3 separate regions of the Homo sapiens genome follow, and regions 1 and 2 are each linked to region 3. A link is a contact called in ENCODE Hi-C or POLR2A ChIA-PET data. All regions are on one chromosome and are shown on one strand. The core of a region is the stretch at or near the end of the contact, and the rest is flanking DNA. Distances in the headings are between cores, read along the strand shown. Region 1 holds the start of UBAP1 (ubiquitin associated protein 1). Region 2 holds the start of DCAF12 (DDB1 and CUL4 associated factor 12). Region 3 holds the start of BAG1 (BAG cochaperone 1).

What was found. A loop is a pair of places that touch in the nucleus more often than their neighbours do. ChIA-PET counts read pairs that join two places held with the same protein, here RNA polymerase II (POLR2A). Pooled maps may share reads with other maps.
Region 1: a map of CD8-positive, alpha-beta T cell shows a loop between it and region 3 (9-fold over the local background). The contact joins the promoter of UBAP1 here to the promoter of BAG1 in region 3. A Hi-C loop is called at or near these places in 2 of 168 maps with a recorded cell type or tissue (both CD8-positive, alpha-beta T cell) and 7 of 50 pooled maps. POLR2A ChIA-PET finds 5 or more read pairs at or near these places in 1 of 52 experiments (HEK293).
Region 2: a pooled map shows a loop between it and region 3 (10-fold over the local background). The contact joins the promoter of DCAF12 here to the promoter of BAG1 in region 3. A Hi-C loop is called at or near these places in 1 of 37 single-sample maps with no recorded cell type and 6 of 50 pooled maps. POLR2A ChIA-PET finds 5 or more read pairs at or near these places in 1 of 52 experiments (activated T-cell).

What each region holds. Positions count from the first base shown.
Region 1 is chr9:34,176,990-34,180,583 of GRCh38, forward strand. It overlaps UBAP1 (ubiquitin associated protein 1), which reads left to right and starts at 2,054. Exons shown (of 7, transcript NM_016525.5): 1 at 2,054-2,251. RefSeq lists enhancers at 1,103-2,061, 1,867-2,296, 2,062-3,018, 3,019-3,594.
Region 2 is chr9:34,124,696-34,128,451 of GRCh38, forward strand. It overlaps DCAF12 (DDB1 and CUL4 associated factor 12), which reads right to left and starts at 2,003. Exons shown (of 9, transcript NM_015397.4): 1 at 1,659-2,003; 2 at 328-582. The coding sequence starts at 1,736. RefSeq lists an enhancer at 1,552-2,253 and a silencer at 1,688-1,737.
Region 3 is chr9:33,262,785-33,266,415 of GRCh38, forward strand. It overlaps BAG1 (BAG cochaperone 1), which reads right to left and starts at 1,924. Exons shown (of 7, transcript NM_004323.6): 1 at 1,440-1,924; 2 at 1-46. The coding sequence starts at 1,890. CHMP5 (charged multivesicular body protein 5) reads left to right here and starts at 2,265. Exons shown (of 8, transcript NM_016410.6): 1 at 2,265-2,363; 2 at 3,226-3,330. The coding sequence starts at 2,295. RefSeq lists enhancers at 933-982, 1,113-1,702, 2,233-2,472 and a silencer at 1,733-2,052.

The DNA.
Region 1 (3,594 bases), core at 804-3,303, 910 kb after region 3:
TTTTTTTTTTTTTTTTGAGACAGGGTCTGGCTTTGTCACCCAGGCTGGAGTGCAGTGGCTTGATCTCGCTCACTGTAACCTCCTCCTCTTGGGTTCAAGCGATTCTCATGCCTCAGCCTCCCACATAGCTGGGATTACAGGCGCCCACCTAGCTAATTTTTATTTTGTATTTTTAGTAGAGATGGGGTTTCACCATGTTGGGTAGGCTGGTCTTAAACTCCTGACCTCAGATGATCTGCCTGCCTCAGCCTCCCAGAGTTCTGGGATTACAGGCGTGAGCCACCACACCCGACCTTGTTTTTTTTTTTTTTTTTTTTTTGAGACAGAGTCTTGCTCTGTTGCCCAGGCTAGAGTGCAATGGCATGATCATTGCTCACAGCAGCCTTAACCTCCCAGGCTGAGGCCATTTTCTCACCTCAGCCTCCTGACTAGCTGGGACCACAGATGTGTACAACCATGTCTGGCTAATTTTTTACAATTTTATTTTATTTTTAGACAGGGTCTCATTTGCAGAACCCAATAGCTGGGACTACAGTCGTGTACCACCATGCCCAACTGTTTTTTGTTGTTGTTAGAGATGAAGATTCTCCACGTTGCCCAGGCTGGTCTCAAACTCCTGAGCTCAAGAGATCTGACCATCTTGGCCTCCCAAAGTGCTGGGATTACAGGCGTTAGCCATCGTGCCTAGTCATTTTATTTTATTTTATTTTATTGCGACAAGATCTTGCTCTGTCACCCATGTTTGGAGTACACCAGCACAATCCTGGCTCACTGTAGCCTCGACCTCTCAGGCTCAAGTGATCCTCCTATCTCAGCCTCCTGAATAGTTAGGACCACAGGCACATGCCACCACGCCCAGATAATTTGAGTTTTTGTAGAGACAAGGTCTCACTATGTTGCCCAGGCTCACCTAATTTTTACCAAACTTTTTGTAGAGACGGGGGTCTCATGTTGCTTAAATTGGTCTTGAACTCCTGGGCTCAAGAGTCATCTTATTCAATTAATAATTCTCTGTCTCCTAATTCCAGCAGACATAGAAAGACACAGAAGGCCAGCGCCATGGCTCACGCCTACAATCCCAGCAATTTGGGAGACTGAGGCTTGAGCCCAGAAGTTTACCACCAGCCTGGGCAACATGGTGAGACCCCGTCTCTCCATATATATATATAAAATAATAAAAATTATCCGGGCGTGTTGGCATGTGGCTATAGTCCAAGCTACTCAGAAGGCTGAGGTGGGAGGATCACTTGAGCCCGACAGGTGGAGGTTGCAGGGTTGCAGTGCGCCAACATCGCGCCACTGCACTCCAGCCTAGGCGACAGAGCGAGACCCTGTCTCAAAAAAACAAAAAACACCCCAAACAGAAACAACAACAACAACAAAAACCCCCACAGAAGGCAGTGAAGGCTTGGGATAGGATTACCTGGTTTAAACCCATAGAATGTCAGAATTGAAGGAAGACTTAGAGGTCACCTTTGTTTTTTTTTCTTTTGATACAGAGTCGCGTTCCGTTGCCCACCTGGAGTGCAGTGGCGCGATCACGGCTACCGCAGCCTCGACCTCCCGGGCTCAAGCGACCCTCCTGCCTCGGCCTCTCAAAGTGCTGGAGTTACAGGCGTGAGCCACTGCGCCCGGCCTAGAAGTCACCTTTCAACTTAGTCCTCTATACATGGGAAAAGTGAGGTCCAGAAAGGGTATGAGTTGTACCAGGTCGCTGACCCTGAACAGAAGCTAGATGTCTTAATTCCCAAATAGGACTCGCTGCTAACTCTTTGGGCATACCTTCGCGATTCAAGGCTCTTGGGTTTCCCGCTTTGGCCGCCTCGCCAAACCCAAGTCTTACACTCTTAGTGACCCCCTCCTTTCCTCCTTCCCCCTTAGGTCAGCAGGGTTTACTCATTCCAATTGCAATGCTCCATGTTGCCGGAGTAGCTCCTCGCTAGAAGAGAGATTAGTTATGTCACCGTCGGCTCCTCCCATTGGTCCGGGCGTGTGGAGCGCGGCGCCATGACGTCAGACGCCCAAATGAGTGGGGCGGTGAGGGGAAGGAGGAGGGAAGTAGGACTTCAACATGGCGGCTGCGGCACTGGCGGTGGCTACGGTGACGGCCTGGCCCGGAGCGGGCAGAGTTGGAGGTGGTGGCGTTCGCTCTCCCTAGGGGCTGTCGGGAGCTCAGCGGGGACCGAGCCTGGGAGGCCGGCCGGTGCCAGCACCTTTCGGCTTCTGAGACGGCGGCAGCAGCGGCATTCAGGTGAGGGGGGCCTCCCTCTGGGGGAGGGGGAAGAGGGGCGGAGTTGGGGGAGGGGGGCTGGTACTGGGAGACTGGGAAACGGGATGGGGGGCCGAGCGAGGTGAAGGGCGCCGGAGCTAGGAGGTGGGAGGGAAAAGTGGCCGGAGATCCGCGATTCGGGGAGGATTCTGGGAGAAGGGTCGGAGTGAGGGGACCGGAGTTGAAGGGGCGGAGGGGAAGTGGGATGCGGAAAAATGAGTTCGGATTAAGGAGACTAATACCCTACTGGAAGACAGGCATAGTAGACATCTATCGGGCTGGACTGAGAACTCGGTGGGAACTAGAGGATGTCAGGGAGGGGGACCCAGATTTTAGTAAAGAAGGTGAGTGGTGGGGAGTTGAGGGTGAGCTGGGGACGTGCGGTGTAGATTTAGTTCTCCCTGAGGCAATGAGATTGGGGAGAAAAGGTGGAGACTAGACCAGAGGTGAGTGATCTTTGGGGATATCTTTGGCCTTGTCTGGTCTTCTCCAGGTATGTTTATCCGCCTTTTTTGTTTCTTGGGTGGAGGCTTACCTATACAGTCCACCTGGGCCTCAGGAACCGCCCCAGTCTTTCTTGTGGAACGTCAGGTTCATTTATTTGAGCTATATCAGTGATCTTTGACCTTTGTTGCCAAATGTAATTGTTTCCAGACTAGCGTCTTAAAAGTATGGTTGGGCATAAAAATACGTTTTATGTTAAACTGAAAAAAAAATTGTTACTTTTAGTCACCATGCAGTGTTGCGAAACCAGATTTGGTAATTTAGTTAAGTATTACGTATATTCTGTTCTAACTTTACTCGTTAGTGCTTTGTCTCTTCAGTTATTAGCATTTGAGAATTTGAATAGATATGATGGATGTTTTCCTTTTTAATTTTGTCAGATTTGATGGTGGGAAAAACAAGATACTTAGTCTTTAGTGATATATAGTTCTTTCTAGTTAATGTCCCAACCTAAACTAAAAGTTTCCGTATTGGCCGGGCGCTGTGGCTCACGTCTGAAATCCCAGCACTTTGGGAGGCCGAGGCGGGCGGATCACGAGGTCAAGAGTTCAAGACCAGCCTGACCAACATGTTGAAACCCTTTCTCTACTAAAAAGCCAGCCGGGCGTGGTGGCAGGCGCCTGTAATCCCAGCTACTCGGGTGGCCGAGGCAGGAGAATGGCTTGAACCTGGGAGGCGGAGGTAGCAGTGAGCCTAGATCGCTGCATTGCACTCCAGCCTGGGCAACAGAGCGAGACTCCGACTCAAAAAAAAAAAAAAAGTTTACGTATTATGGCAAAGAATGTGAAATGTGTCAAGTCTTAAAAGAATTACATTGTCCG
Region 2 (3,756 bases), core at 753-3,252, 860 kb after region 3:
AAATCTTTCCTTTGAGGCCTATGACTTAAAAACCAGCATAAAAATATGAGGCAAAAACAAACAAACAAACAAACAACCCTCTAGAAGCAGCACATCCAGAGAGGGCCTGAAGAAATACACTCCTTTGAGGACTTATCAGAAAAGAAATGTATGAGTGAAAAAAGGAACACGAAAAGAGGAAGAAGTCACCAACGGGAAAGAATGGAAAGGAGAGTAAGGCAAGTCCCTCCTAAAAGAAACAGACGGGAAAACTAGCAGAGGTTCTAGAGCAAGTGGAGCAATATATCCACGACCTAGGAGAGAGGTCACATCCCCCCAGGCACTTACCGTGTTGCATTTTGTGCCACACACCACTTGCCTATGATTCAACCACTGAGATGCAAACACTTTATTAAGGGTCCCAAGGTGAAACTCTCTCTCCTTCAGGAGACTGGGAAGTTGCTGTGCTGCATAACCATGCAACACTCGAGAGTAGCTGGTTTCATTCTGTAGCCTGACTTCCCGGTTCTTCAAGTAGTATACTAAGGATCTCTTCACAGGAGGAAGTCTTTTCCTTTTGTGAAGCGAGTGATCCCAGCCAAACTGTGGAAACAACATTAGAAATCAGGGCTTTGGCTACTCTTCTTCAGAACAGATCCTACTGTATTACAGAAATCACCAACTCATAACTCATACTGCAGAATTTACAAACAACACAAATACAAACACAAGAGAACAAGAATCTCAATCCAGAAAGTCGTTTAACTCTTCCAACATTAAAAAGATGTTGCTCACAGTCAAACTTACCAATGTGAATTACAAGGGCTGAAAGTCAAGGGAATGAATGCAGAATAGAACAGACTAAAAGGTTTACTAGACATTTTAGGAGTGAAAGATTGAAGGAAATGAGAGGTAGAGTGATTCCCATACCGACATGGGCTGCATCTCTACCCAGCCCCCTTCTCCCTCTCAGTCTGTACTCCCACTGGAGCACGGAAGATACAGTCCAAGGAGCCAGACCTGGCTCCCAGGTCTTCCAGGGATGCATCATCAATGACCGTTCCTCTGTCATCATGCCCGCGCTCCAGGCAGTTGCAGAATTCGAAAAATCAACCGCCAACGGGGTAGTAGGCCCCCGGGAAATCAGAGGCCATATCTATGTCCAAGAAGGCCTTCCCCTCCAAAGGGGGCGGCATAGAGATGATACCTGGGAACTGTTGTTTCTTTTGGGGTCCAAACGCCGAAAGGCCCAGCTCAGGGTTGGGTATACATATAGGGAGACTACTTCCTTCTTCCAGGAGGGACGCAATCATCCCAGCTTCCTAGGGCCCATGGAAGGTAGAGTTCACTCTACCAGAGTTTGTTTCCGATTCCCTTAACTTCGGTTTCCCCTTCCTCCAAAGCCAAGATTCTGGTTTCTTTTCAAGCCCTATCCACGAATGCAGGCCTCCCGCGGATTATGTCCCATTCCTGAGTTCCCCTTTGGCTCCTCACCGCCCTGGCCTATCTGCCCTCCAGTTAACGAGGGTCCAGTCCTGACCCTATAGGCCCTGAACCCATTCCTGTTTTGCCTCTGACTGCAGACCCTGGACCCCGATTCCCGTCGCAGGATCTGCGGACCCTAAGCCCATCTTGGTTCCTCAGCCTCACCACCCAGGTGCCGGCCTCTCAACCCTCACCTGCGGGCCCTGAGCGTCGCTCCCAGCTCCCGGCGAGGCGGGCGCTTTCCGCTTCCTGCTAACTACTTTCCGGGCCATAGTGGGCAGCGCCGCCGCGGCCCCGCAGCCACATGGGGCGGGGGAAGCGAAGGATAGCAGGACGGCGGGTCATATACTGGGCCCCGGGGCCGCGCACCTTAGTGCGCCCGGCCCGGAAAATGGCCCGGACCCGGAGCGGCAGCAGAAAAAAGATAGGCGGAAAGAAAGGAAAGAGAGAGGAAGGACTTGAGCCGGGAAAGGGAAGGGGAAGCGAGAATGAGCGGCTTTCCGACGGCAGAGCCTGCAAGGACGGCGAGCGGCTAGAACCAAAACACCCCCTCCCCCTTGCTCGCGCGCCGTCACCCTTGCGCAGCCGCACTTCGGATAGCGTCGCCACGGAAACACCGCCGGAACGAGATGGGCGGGATCTAGGGGTTGGAAGATAGTTCTCTGGTGTTTCCCGGCCGCCGCCAGGCCATTTTCAACGGTTGTTTGGCTACTGCTGGATGGAAGTGGACGAGCTGGGGCCAAGGGAATCTGGCTTCTGGCCGCCGACCTCCGACCCCAGCCCGCCTATCCGCAGGCACCCGGAAGTGAGGACCACCAGTGCTGCTGGGGGAAGGAATCCTCCCTAGTGCAGGCCTTAACCCGGTTACCTCCCATCTGGCACCAAACGTTTCCCTGAATCTGTCACAAACCGTGCCCTGGCTCCAAGGGCTGGACAGGGGGGTGGGGGGGTGGGGGGCAGGAACCGCTCCCACCCTCGAGGTGAAGTCCAGTCAGGAAGTCAGGGCAGTGTGGCCAGACTTTCCCACCACTGAGAACCTGCCCAGCACAACCAACCCAGGCCGCCCTACGAGTCTCTGGCTACCCTCTTCCCACCGCTGGGTAGCCCTGAGGCTCCATTCTCCGCTCTGTCTCCTCCTGATCCTTTCTCCTGTCCGAAATGCTTCAGCCCCTCAGTCAGTTTCAGCTCCTCAGTCACCTTCCCCTTACGGTGCAACTTCACCATTCCCTTTAGATTTCCATGACCTGCCATCTAAACCACATGGTCTTTTGTGCTTTATGAAGTAGTCATCACGCTGTAAACTTATCTGTAGCTGCCTGCCTCACTCTTGGATTCAGGTTGCGTCTCCATTAGGGCAGGTCGGGAATTCTGAACTACAGGAAAGAGAGTGGTCATTTTTGGCTTGCCAGTCCAGTTAGAGCTGGCATTGGCCTCCAAACAAGGGGGCTTCATCAGGATCACCCTTGCCAACATTTTTGGAAGATCCTGAAGGAATATGACTGCCAGCCTTCGCTTTCCTCAAGCAAACAAACCCTCTGAGGAAGCAGGATGCTCTTGCTTGGGGCTGATTGGCCTCAGGCTGTGGTGCCCAGTTACCTGCTGGTCACTTCAGGCTTCAGGCCTCAGGCCTCATACCTCCAAGGAGCTCTGTTGGACCATCTCAAGTTCTGTCAACAAGGAGATTTGGATTTGTTTTCCAAGCCGAATCAAAGACCAGATTGAAGCAGGGTCTCCTGCCATCCCAAGTCGGCACTACCACTAACCCCTAATGTCTTGCGAAAGGCAGCTCCATCTTATTTGGTCAGGCCTGTCCCTTTAGAGATATGCACATAGTGAGTGGGTCAGGAGTGGGTCAGCTTTCTTTTTTGAGTCTGTTCTAATTCTGTCTTGCCCCGCAATGCTCTGGATGACCCAAGAGCCCCTGGGCAAGAGTCTGGAATCCTTTGAGAATCTCTAGGCTCAGATTGGGCTGTCAGTGCCAAGAGGGGCACACTGGGCACTGCTGCAGTCTCTTTCTCAAAGTTCCTTTACTTCATCTTCACAACCTAGGAACCATCCCCAAATGTACCTTATAGCAGAGCTCGCGATTTCTTTTCTTTTTTTTTTTTTGAGATGGAGTCTCACTCTGTAGCCTAGGCTGGAGTGCAGTGGCACGATCTCGGCTCACTGCAACCTCTGCCTCCTGGGTTCAAGTGATTCTCCTACCTCAGCCTCCTGAGTAGCTCAGATTACAGGTGCTCGCCACGTTGCCCAGCTAATTTTTTTTTTTCTTTTTTGAGACGGAGTCTCGCT
Region 3 (3,631 bases), core at 674-3,173:
CTGCTGCCCTGCTGGGAGGTAACATGAAGGTCGTGCTTCTCATTGCCTGGGGAGAAAGAAAAGCATTTGACGAATATGATTCTTTCACATACACCAATATAGGATGACACTTTATCACATTTATTTACCCAGCCTTCAAGGCCCAGCTCATATGCCACCTACTCCACAGAGCCTGCCCCCATGCCACCCAGCTTTCCTCTGGTGACCTCCTCAAGTATCTCTGTTTCCTCTATTATAATAACTAACAATATGAATGATATCTGCTAACATTTTAAGCATTTCATGCATAATCTAATTTAATCCTCAGATAAACCCCACGAAGTAGATCTACCTATTACTTCTTATTTCACAGATGAGCAAACTGTGACTTCAGGCAAGTTAAGGACTGCCTATGGAGACTCAACTGTTGGAATCAGAAGTTGATATCAGATCTAGCTGATTCCCAAGCCCACCTTTTTCATCACAAGCCATCTGCTTCCTGTGGCTTGACTGCCCTGTACCCTGTATTGTATTGGTCTCGTCTCGCTTGCTGTAATGGGCAAGTGACTGTTTTCCTCCAAGTCTCTCCCACTGAACACACTTGAGTGCATCCATGATTTGTGCTAAGTAAACAGACAAATGCATACGAACAGCAGAGCCTTTCTTTCTGAAGAAGAGACGCCAATTCTTTTCCAGGGATGCGGACAGCAAGGAGGGAGCCTGTGTACAGTACATTACACCAAGGTTTGGTTCCCCCAACAGCTCCGTGAGGTCAGCAGGAGCCAGGGTTACCAAATCTACTTCACAGAGGAGAAACCGGATTCTTAGAAGAAGCCGTCCATCCCAAGGTCACTCAAAACCGCAGGATCTAGAATCCAGGTCTCCAGATTCCCAGACCCTTGGGCCTCCCCTAGCTGGTTCTAGAGAAACCTCATGGACTCAGCTCTCCGGTGTACTGACTTCATTTGGTGGTGTGTCAACTCCAACAGTAGGCAGACCCAAAGGGTGCCCAGAGTACAACGCTTGGACCCACGGCCAACTCAAGCGGCGCACACGGAGAAGGCACTCAGCACACGAGGAGCACCCCGGCATGCACGAAGTTCTGACTTATCACACACGGAGCAGTCGTAGACCACATGGCCCAATATATGCCTGACACAAAGGGCACAATAACTGCGCGGGCACACAAACACAACCAGGCCCACGACGTAAAGCACGGAGAAGCTCAAACACCCAGGATCGCACAAATGACCAGAGACAAAATACACCGGCCACATGGAAAAGTGTACAGACACAAGCCCGGGACAAAAGACAGTTCCACGGACACAACCAATAACCCACGCTTCCGGACGCCAGGACAAGCGCAAGGTCACACGCTTCTGGAGGACACGTGACTAAACCCACAGACCCCGCCGGGCTTTCGGGACCTGCATGGAGCCCACCTGGCGCCCGACACTCACTGTGGGTGACAGTCACGGTGAGCCCAGCTGCCGCCATTTCCTCCCTGGTCACCTCCTCGCTCCGGGTCGACTCCTCGTCCCGGGTCACCTCCTGGCTCCGATTCATCTCTTCGCCCTGGGTCGCCTCCTCACTCTGGGTCGCCTCTTCACTCCAGGTCGCTTCCTCACTCAGGGTCAACTCCTCGCTCCGGGTCAACTCCTCGCTCCGGGTCGAGCGGCGCCGGGTTTTCTTCTTCATCCGCGGCCTGCGAGCGCCGGCGGCGGCGCCCCTGGTGGGTCGGTCATGCCCGCTGGCAGTACTCCGGGCAGGTGGACGCCCAGAGGGAGGCGGACCACGCTGGGCCGGGGGCTCCGACTGGCGCGGCTCCCGGCCTGGCCGAAGGGCGCGCAGCCGGGAACCCAGCCGCTCCCGGTCGCCTCGCGGTCTCCGCGCCCCCCCGCGCTGAGCCAGGCCCGCACTTGTTGACCGCCCAGCGATGGAAGCTGAGCGCGGCGTCTCACAACCCCGCCCGACTACTTCCCAGCCCCGCCCCGGCCTGCCGGCCCCGCCCTCGCCCTATGCCGCGTTAGTTGCCTCCAGGCCCCACCCACTCAACTGAGGCCCCGCCTTGCTACAGTAAAACCCCTCCCACTCCTTCTACCAACACCCCGCCCCCTGCAGGCTCTCTCCGAGAGCACCAAGTCCTTTTGCTCTCCATCCCCGGAAGACCCGGCTGAAAATCCGGAAAAAGAATCGGGAAACGCCAGGAGGCATATTGCGCTTGCGCACGGAGGGGCCGGAAGTCGAGGCGGGAGTGACTCTGCTTCCGTTTCTGGTTTTGCTCTAGTGTTTGGGTTTCTTCGCGGCTGCTCAAGATGAACCGACTCTTCGGGAAAGCGAAACCCAAGGCTCCGCCGCCCAGCCTGACTGACTGCATTGGCACGGTGGGCATTTGATCATGCATAAGTAGGCTCAGGACCTCTGACACACCCGACCCCGCCCACCCCCAGCCCCGGGCCCATATTCTTCCACTTCATTTCGGGTCCTGGGCCCCTTACACGTCGTCCCTCTCTATCTCACCTTCTCCCCTTCATCCCTGTTACCCAAGTCATTCCTAACGCCACAAACCAGGGAACCCCTAACCCCATCACTGCCTTGCCCTGCCAGCACCCAACCCGTTTTGATGCCCATTGCCCGTCCACTCGCTCTCGCCTTGATCCTCTCACCTCACCCAGCCCTAGGCCCATACACCCTTCCCACCTCATCCTGCCTGATCCCTTACCCTTCTTCCATCTGTCATCCCCAGTCCACATCAGGACTCAGCTTGATATCCTAGGTCAACATATCTGTGCCTTCGTCCTGGATCTCAGTAACACAAAACTCAGAACCCTAGCCCCTCAGATTAAGCCACCATCCCCGATTTAGGGAATGGCATTAGATCTACAATCAGCTGGTTTCACTTGGCACTGGCCCATTTCATGTGCCTCTTGGAGGAACTCTCAGCCTGGCTAGTCTCTGATTCTAGGGAAATTCCAACTCAACTCAGTGATTCTCAAATTATTTTCTGCCCCAACCCACTTGAAGGCTACCTGGTATATCAGAATCGGGGCAGTGTGGCGGGGGGTAAGAGAATAATTTATAAAGCCCAGGGTTTCTGGTTGGGAATACCCTTCTTTGTGAACCACTGTTTTTCACCCTTCCCCTTAAGCTCCTCTTTTCTTCCTCTGTATTCCTTCCTCTCTACCTGCCCCTTCTGGAATAAGTGTATTGCAGTAACTACCAGTGCATTTGATATTTTCCCCTAAGGTGGACAGTAGAGCAGAATCCATTGACAAGAAGATTTCTCGATTGGATGCTGAGCTAGTGAAGTATAAGGATCAGATCAAGAAGATGAGAGAGGGTCCTGCAAAGGTAAGGTGGGCAGCAACTGCTGCACAAGGTGCTGGCAGAGCCTAGTTTTAGCACCTATAGAAATAGGGCCTAGTTCGGCTGGGCGCAGTGGCTCATGCATGTAATCCCAGCACTTTGGGAGGCTGAGGCGGGTGGATCACGAGGTCAGGCATTTGAGACTAGCCTGGCCAACATAGCGAAACCCTGTCTCTACTGAAAATACAAAAACTTAGCTGGGCATGGTGGCAGGCGCCTGTAATCCCAGCTACTCAGGAGGCTGAGGCAGGAGAATCGCTTGAACCTGGGAGGCGGAGGTTGCAGT